Linked DNA regions of Homo sapiens: all the other regions are linked to region 2. The links are chromatin contacts, found by Hi-C or POLR2A ChIA-PET in ENCODE. All regions are on one chromosome and are shown on one strand. The core of a region is the stretch at or near the end of the contact, and the rest is flanking DNA. Distances in the headings are between cores, read along the strand shown.

Region 1 (2,700 bases), core at 137-2,636, 780 kb after region 2:
GGCTTTTCTTTCTCTCTTGTTGAAGAGAGATGGGGGTGGGTATCTGAAAGTGGGAAGGGCCACCATACATGATCCTAAGTGAAGGAAGAGGAGGTGGTTCCACGGTGGCAGCAGAGCAGGAAGGGAAGGCCAGAGAGGGCACACTCAAATGGCTTTGCTGTCACCTGGGCAAAGACACACAGGTGAGACCTCCACCTGTTGGCGGGAGCCAAGCTTAACAGCTCCGTCTGGGAACTCTCATACCTGAGACCAGGAATCTATGTGTAAACCCTTTCCAGTGGCAGAATCTGGCAGAAATGGAGCCGATAAGTGTCTGTCTTCCTGCTAGACTGCTGTTCTTGAAGGTAGCACTGCCTCCTGGTCTCCTCAGTGTCCCCAGGGCTCAGCACAGGGAAGGCAATGGAGGTAAAGTTGTGTTAAACTGAAATGGAGAGAAAGACAGTAATTGGGCTTCTGTGCCACACAGTGGTTATAGAAAGCAAGCAGACCCTCACCAGCCTTGTAGGGGTAAGAAGAAAAATAGGTCATATGGGTAGAATCCGTGTGTTGTGTGTTCTACATAAGCACATACTTACTTTTGCCTGCCTAGATGCAGACACAGGTTTCTTATACTTCAAAATTTGTGGTACCTTTTTGTAGACTATTGCATATCGATTCTTAACTATTCCAAGTAGCAGCATTAAATATGTTCTTGATGACATTAAAGAGTTAATTTTCATGGTCGGGTAGTTCATTCTTGTCTCTGTCAGCCTGGGCTGCTATAGTGGAAAACCATAGACTAGGGGACTTCAATAACAGAAATTTATCTCTCACAGTTCTGGAGGCTGGGAAGTCCAAGGCAAGGGACAGCATGGTTGGGTTCTGGTGAGACCCCTCTGCCTGGTTTGCAATGGCTGTCTTCTTGCTGTGTTCTCACATGGTAGAGCAAGAGATCATCTTTCTGGTGTTTCTTCTTCTAAGGATAATAATCCCATTCATGAGGGCTCAACCCTCATGATCTAATACCTCGCAAAGTCCTCACCTCCAAATACCATCACACTGGGGATTAGGCCTCAACATTTTGAGATTTGTGGGGACACAAACATTCCATCCATAGCAATTCTATTCTGTCTTACTTTCCACTGACTAGTTAACTGGGCAGCAGAATCCAGTGCAGTGAGTGACAAGAAAGCTAGAAGCATCCTGATTAAGTTTGTTCAGTGCTTCAGATGTGCTGTGCCGGCCACCGAGCGAAGCATTCTTTTGCCACATGTGTGTAGGCCCACATTATACTGAGTCCCATCTTACATGAGGAAACTGAGGCTCAGCATGTTGATGTGACAAGGCCAAGCCCATGCAGCAGGTGAGTGGCTGCCCCAGGAGTCTCAAGTGGGTCTGCTCAAAACCACCCTGCCCCACTTCCTCCCAGAGCAGCTTGACTGAATGGCTTTGCCACATCCGACCTCATGTAGCTTGCAGCTCCACCCCTGCCAGTCAAGTAGCCTGTATTTTAAAAAATATATTTTTATTTTTATTTTTTAATTTTTAGATTTTTTTTATTTTTTTGAGACGGAGTCTCGCTCTGTCACCCAGGCTGGAGTGCAGTGGTGTGATCTCCGCTCACTGCAAGCTCTGCCTCCCGGGTTCATGCCATTCTCCTGCCTCGGTCTCCCGAGTAGCTGGAAAAATATATTTTTAAATAAAATATTCCAAGTCTGACCTTTGTCCTGCCCTTGTCTTTCTGGCAATGAGAATGGGACCCACCTATGTCACACAACACCATCATTTGCAAAGGTCTCCATTCCAATCCTTGGTATTTAAAGCATAACTCCAAAGGCTGATTGCATATAAATTGGCAGAGATGAAATACACCATTATTTAATGTTATAAAAAGCTTGGGAAATATTCTCTTTTTCTTTTTTTATTAAAAAACTTTTTTTGAGACAGGGTTTTGCTCTGACACCCACAGTGGAGTGTAGTGGTGTGATCATGGCTCACTGCAGCCTCAACTTCTGGAGCTCAAGTGATCCTCCCACCTCAGCCTCCCAAGTAGCTGGGACCATGGGTGCACACCACCAAACTTGGCTAATTTTAAAAATTATAGAGACAGGGTCTCACTACGTTGCCCAGGCTGGTCTTGAACTCCTGGGCTCAAGCGATCTTCCCACCCTGGCCTCCCAGAGTGCTAAGATTACAGGTGTGAGCCACTGTGCCCAGCCAATATTCTCTTTCTCTTCATTTTTTGTTTGTTTGTTTGTTTTGTTTTTTGGAGATGGAGTTTTGCTCTTGTCGCCCAGGCTGGAGTGCAATGGTGCACTCTCGGCTCACTGCAACCTCTGCTTTCTGGGTTCAAGTGATTCTCCTGCCTCAGCCTCCCAAGTAGCTGAGATTACAGGCATGTTCCATTACGCCTGGCTAATTTTGTATTTTTAGTAGAAATGGAGTTTCACCATGTTGGTCAGGCTGGTCTTGAACTCCTGACCTCAGGTGCTCCACCCGCCTCGGTCTCCCAAAGTGTTGAGATTACAGGCGTGGGCCACCGTGCCTGGCCAATATTCTCTTTTTCTTATCTCACTTTTCCACCCCTCAGGTTTCAGGTATTTCCTTTGAACAAGGGAGTGACAGGGAAGAGGAGAGTTTGGCTCTTCTCTTTCAAGGATTTCGTACTTAGGAGGCGCCCTTTACCCAGAATGAAATGTGATGAAAGGACTCACTTTGGTG
Region 2 (2,700 bases), core at 81-2,580:
GGTTGGGAGTTCGAGACCAGCCTGACCAACATGGAGAAACCCCGTCTCTACTAAAAATACAAGATAGCCAGGCGTGGTGGCACATGCCTGTAATCCCAGCTACTCGGTAGGCTGAAGCAGGAGAAGAATCACTTGAACTCGGGAGGCGGAGGTTGCAGTGAGGTGAGATTGCGCCATTGCACTCCAGCTTGGGCAAAAAGAGCGAAACTCCATCTAGAAAGAGAAAGGAAAAAAAAAATATATATATATATATATATTTTTTTATATTATATATATTCATATATATTTATATATATATATTCAGCACTAATATGTGTAATAAATGATGCAGAAGAAAAACTCGTGGCTCACGCCTATAATCCTAGCACTTTGGGAGGCCGAGGCGGGCGGATTACCTGAGGTTGGGAGTTCAAGACCAGTCTGGCCAACATGATGAAACCCCATCTCTACTAAATATACAAAAAATTTTAGCTAGGTGCAGACCTGTAATTCCAGCTACTCTGGAGGCTGAGGCAGGAGAATTGCTTGAACCCGGGAGGCGAAGGTTGCGGTGAGCCGAGATAGTGCCATGGTACTCCATCCTGGGCGACAGCAAAACTTTGTCTCAAAAAAAAAAAAAAAGAAAAAAACTCATATCATTCAGATGTACTTTTTAAAAAAAGTAGACACTATGCTTTCTTATTCCTAATAATTTCAGTAATTAAGACTAATCATTGGCAAGTAACACTGATGTAAGAAAAAAAGTAAGGATTGTTATCCACATCCATTCAAATTTTAGAAAAATGAACATTTTAAGCTTCGGGCAAGAGTAATATCATTTTTTTCTTTAATTTTAGCATTTAGCAGTGATTTTATTAGCTTCTACATATGATCTGTGTCATAGAGCCTGAAAGAAGTTACAGTAAACAATAACCACCATTTTCACTAAATCATAAACAGTAGAGACCATAACTTAATTTCAGTGGAGAAATTCTGTTAAAAAGTGATTTCTATAATGTCAGTTTCAGTTACTTTTAAGTTCATAAATTTGTTTCTTCTCTTTCCTGTTAACTAGTCTCCAATGAAAAACAATTACAGAAAATAAAGCTGCATTAGAATTGAAATGAAATCCAGTTTAACATCAGAAGCTTTCTGGCCTTTTGGCTTAAAGGATAAGTCATTTAAGCCATGGTGGTTTGGCCATTGTTGAAGTCTAGGACACAGCCTGTTCCAACCTCATCATGATACCACCACCAGTGGGTGCCAGTTTCCCTGGTTTCACTTAAAAACATGATCCTTTCCAGTGAAAATTCCAGAATCATGCATTTCTTTACCTAATATGTGGCAGTGTTGTATACTTACCAGCAGAGGGCAGCTTAGTCTTCAGAAAAGAAATGAACTTGAAAGTTTCAACCCTCTGACATGTGGGTTCAGCTTATTTTTTTCTTTGTTCAGTATGGAGACTCTCTTACTTCTGCTTTTTTTCCTTTCTCTTCTAATTTTTCGCTTCAGAATTCTGGTTTCTCAATGCATAAACTGAAGTAATTTCTTCCATTCTACTTTTCTCTGCCCCAGGCTTGAGATAGAACTAGGGAGCCCAGTGAGGCCTTTTCTTTCCTAAATTAACAGGCATCTGTGCATAAATGCTACCTTTGAACTATGTGATTTAAGATAATGTGCAGAATGTACTTCTCTGGTCTTTCAGGTTGCTTGCATAACTATGTACTTGGTTGAACTTGTAATTCTTGCTGACAACAGTCCTGCTGTTTTCCAGTAAGGTTCGTGATCCTCGGGCCAATTTTGATCAGTCCCTACGTGTACTGAAACATGCCAAGAAGGTTCAGCCTGATGTTATTTCTAAAACATCTATAATGTTGGGTTTAGGCGAGAATGATGAGCAAGTATATGCAACAATGAAAGGTAAAGAAATTGAAAAATGAAAAATCTTTCCCATGTAATTTGAGTAATAGCAGGAACCCACTCACTTTGAAGGCCCTTCTAAGAACAAAGAAAAGTATATGGTTATAGATGGCAGCATGAAAAGGAAACCAACTTGCACATGCACCCTCAAATCTAAAATACAAGTTAAAAAAAAAAAAGCAAAGGAAATAAATTTTCTTGGAATTTCATGGAGTGATATGCATGACGCTCAGGATACAAAATTTATATCCCATTTTATTCCCCATCCTTTGCATCCACTGAAAGCATGATTTCATCCACTTTTCTCATTCTATCATTGGACACTTTTGGAGAGCCAGCCTGGTACCAGGCACTGACAGTTCATAGATCAATGAGACTAATCCAGGCCTCTGAGAAAGAGCTTACTTGTAGCATTGTCACATAACATGGTGTGCTTTGGACTTTGCTGAACTTTAGTCCCGTAAGTCCATTTGCTTTGTGATTCTTGGACTTTTTAAACTTTGGAATTTCAAAGTTTTAATTTTAGCTGAGGACCCTTGGACTACTTGTAGTTATTTAGTGGTTCAAAGAGTAATAAGTTCATATAATAATCAAGACCTGCTGTTTACCACATTGCACACAGTTTATTAGAAAGATTCTGATATGTCATAGTTTAAATCACAGCCCCCATAGCATATCTTGTGCATTGAGTAAAAGCCTAATGCAACATATTTGCTCTATAATATAGGTGCATTGAGGTTTTTGCATATACCATTTCCCATACCTTTTCTACCAGACTCCTACTCTAAAATACCCTCCACT
Region 3 (2,711 bases), core at 9-2,508, 650 kb after region 2:
TGGAAAAGTTCCCAAGACATGAGCTATCAAATTTTGTTGGTGACTGGCCAGTTGATAAGACTATTGGTCAGAGGACAAAAAGGAACAGAAAAACTGAAAAAACTTCATCCGTACAAAGCGACAAAAAGTATAATTACCCTCAGTCACACAAATTAGTTAACAGTGTATCTGTGAATACAGATTGTGTCCAGCAACGAGGATCTCCACATGAAAGTGTAGAGGATGGCAGAAAGTCACAGTGTGATGATGCTTCAGAGCCACTCAATAGCTATAAATATGATGCTTATAAAAATATTGACAAAAACTCATTCAACATTATGGGTGACTGGCCTTCATCTGATTCTTTAGCTCAGAGGGAACACAGATCAAGAATGCCAAAGACTGGTTTAAGTGAGCCCAACCTAGAAATTGGAACAAATGACAAAATGAATGAAATATCCTTATCTACAGCACATGAGGCCTGTTGGGGCACAAGCTCTCAAAAACTAAAGACATTGGGTAGCTCCAATCTAGGAAGTTCTGAAATGCTGCTCAGTGAAATGACCTGTGAGAGTCAGACTTGTCTAAGTAAAAAGAGTCATGGGCAACACACATCGTTGCCTCTTACTTTTACCAATAGTGCACCAACTGTTTCTGGAGTAGTAGAACCACAAACGTTAGCTGAATGTCAAGAGCAAATGCCTAAGAGAGACCCTGGAAAAGAAGTAGGCATGTGCACCCAGACTGAACCACAGGATTTTGCTCTTTTATGGAAAATAGAAAAGAATAAAATTAGCATTTCAGATTCTATCAAAGTATTAACAGGAAGATTAGATGGATTTAAGCCGAAAGTTTTCAATATTAACACAAAATCAGACGTTCAAGAAGCAATTCCATATAGAGTAATGTATGATAAAAGCACGTTTGTTGAAGAAAGTGAGCTTACCAGTGCAGATGAATCTGAAAATCTTAACATTCTTTGTAAACTGTTTGGATCCTTTTCATTAGAAGCCCTGAAAGACTTATATGAGAGGTGCAATAAAGATATTATTTGGGCCACAAGCCTTTTGTTGGATTCTGAAACTAAGTTATGTGAGGATACAGAGTTTGAGAATTTCCAAAAATCGTGTGATGGATCACAAATTGGGCCTTTTTCTCTGGGGTTGAATTTGAAAGAAATTATTAGCCAAAGAGGAACTTTAGAGAATTCTAATTCTCCTGTGCCAGAGTTTAGCCATGGGATTGGTATTAGTAACGCTGACTCACAGTCTACTTGTGATGCAGAAAGAGGAAACTCAGAGCAGGCGGAAATGAGAGCTGTCACTCCTGAAAACCATGAATCGATGACAAGTATATTTCCCAGTGCTGCTGTGGGTCTAAAGAATAATAATGACATACTTCCTAACAGCCAGGAAGAACTTTTATATAGCAGTAAGCAGTCCTTTCCAGGTATTCTAAAAGCTACTACTCCTAAAGATATGAGTGAAACAGAAAAAAACCTAGTAGTCACAGAGACTGGAGACAACATACATTCTCCTTCACATTTCTCTGATATTTTTAACTTTGTATCTAGTACTTCAAATCTTGAATTAAATGAAGAAATTTATTTTACTGATTCTCTTGAAATAAAGAGAAATGAAAATTTTCCAAAGGATTATGTGAAATTTTCAGATGAAGAAGAATTTATGAATGAAGATGAGAAGGAAATGAAGGAAATTCTAATGGCAGGAAGTAGTTTATCAGCTGGAGTTAGTGGGGAAGATAAAACCGAGATATTGAATCCCACTCCAGCGATGGCCAAATCTCTGACCATAGACTGTCTGGAATTGGCATTACCCCCTGAACTGGCTTTTCAACTTAATGAATTATTTGGTCCTGTTGGTATTGATTCAGGTAAGGAAAAAGTAAATGACCATGTGTGTGTCTTTGTGTGACTAGACTACAGAGGGTTCTATTTTGTATTTTTTTTTTTTCTGAGATGGAGTCTCGCTCTGTTGCCCAGGCTGGAGTGCAGTGCCTCAATCTTGGCTCACTGCAACCTCTGCCTCCCAGGTTCAAGTGATTCTCCTGCCTCAGCCTCCAGAGTAGCTGGGATTATAGGCATGTGCCACCGTACCTGGCTAGAGAGTTCTATTTTGATTGTAAAATTATATTCTATGTTAACTGAAATGCAAAAGTAATTTTATGTTGCCTAACTTCACATAGTGCCTTATTTTTGACACATTTCTGGAGGACTTTAAAAAATACAATAGGAAGAAATAGAGAATATTTATATGGAGTTTGTATTTATCCCATACATAGTTTGAACGTTTTCTCTGGTATTTACTTCACACTTAATTGTACGGATGAACCTTTTAAAATCCTTTGGTGCTACTCCAGATACATTTAAGACAAGATTAATTTTTTAGAACATATTTATTGAAAAGTCTTGACTAATAGAAATGAATAAAGTAAACATATTTAGACTCATGGAAAGGAATAACTTAGATTTACTGTGAAGCTTTGTATAACTGCAGTAGTCAAGAAGTGTGAAGACAGTAACATAGCATATAACATAAATAGAAATACTCTAAGATTTAGTAAATAGAAGCATAAGTTAGGAATTAATAGTACAAGTTAGTTTTGTGATGCATAAGGTGGTTTAGTATGTTTTCTGCAAATATATAATGAGTAATGATTACATTTTCTTCCCTCCCCCTTCCCCCACAAGGGTCTCTAACAGTTGAAGATTG

Evidence for each region. A loop is a pair of places that touch in the nucleus more often than their neighbours do. ChIA-PET counts read pairs that join two places held with the same protein, here RNA polymerase II (POLR2A). Pooled maps may share reads with other maps.
Region 1: a pooled map shows a loop between it and region 2 (3-fold over the local background). The contact joins two enhancer-like sites. A Hi-C loop is called at or near these places in 4 of 50 pooled maps. POLR2A ChIA-PET finds 5 or more read pairs at or near these places in 3 of 52 experiments (GM12878, K562 and activated CD8-positive, alpha-beta memory T cell).
Region 3: a loop to region 2 is called in a pooled map, with 7 times the contacts of the local background. The contact joins two enhancer-like sites. A Hi-C loop is called at or near these places in 5 of 50 pooled maps. POLR2A ChIA-PET finds 5 or more read pairs at or near these places in 3 of 52 experiments (H1, naive thymus-derived CD4-positive, alpha-beta T cell and naive thymus-derived CD8-positive, alpha-beta T cell).

Annotation. Positions count from the first base shown.
Region 1 is chr4:40,246,250-40,248,949 of GRCh38, forward strand. It overlaps RHOH (ras homolog family member H), which reads left to right. Exons shown (of 3, transcript NM_004310.5): 3 at 1-718. Among named protein-coding and RNA genes, the nearest start is that of RHOH, 51 kb to the left of the region's middle. Within about 2 kb of position 1,387, at least 5 of the 41 ENCODE cell types and tissues checked have a DNase peak (open chromatin) inside an H3K27ac peak, as active enhancers do.
Region 2 is chr4:39,468,266-39,470,965 of GRCh38, forward strand. It overlaps LIAS (lipoic acid synthetase), which reads left to right. Exons shown (of 11, transcript NM_006859.4): 8 at 1,754-1,899. Among named protein-coding and RNA genes, the nearest start is that of LIAS, 11 kb to the left of the region's middle. Within about 2 kb of position 1,331, at least 14 of the 41 ENCODE cell types and tissues checked have a DNase peak (open chromatin) inside an H3K27ac peak, as active enhancers do.
Region 3 is chr4:40,120,438-40,123,148 of GRCh38, forward strand. It overlaps N4BP2 (NEDD4 binding protein 2), which reads left to right. Exons shown (of 18, transcript NM_018177.6): 9 at 1-1,872; 10 at 2,690-2,711. Among named protein-coding and RNA genes, the nearest start is that of N4BP2, 65 kb to the left of the region's middle. Within about 2 kb of position 1,259, at least 4 of the 41 ENCODE cell types and tissues checked have a DNase peak (open chromatin) inside an H3K27ac peak, as active enhancers do.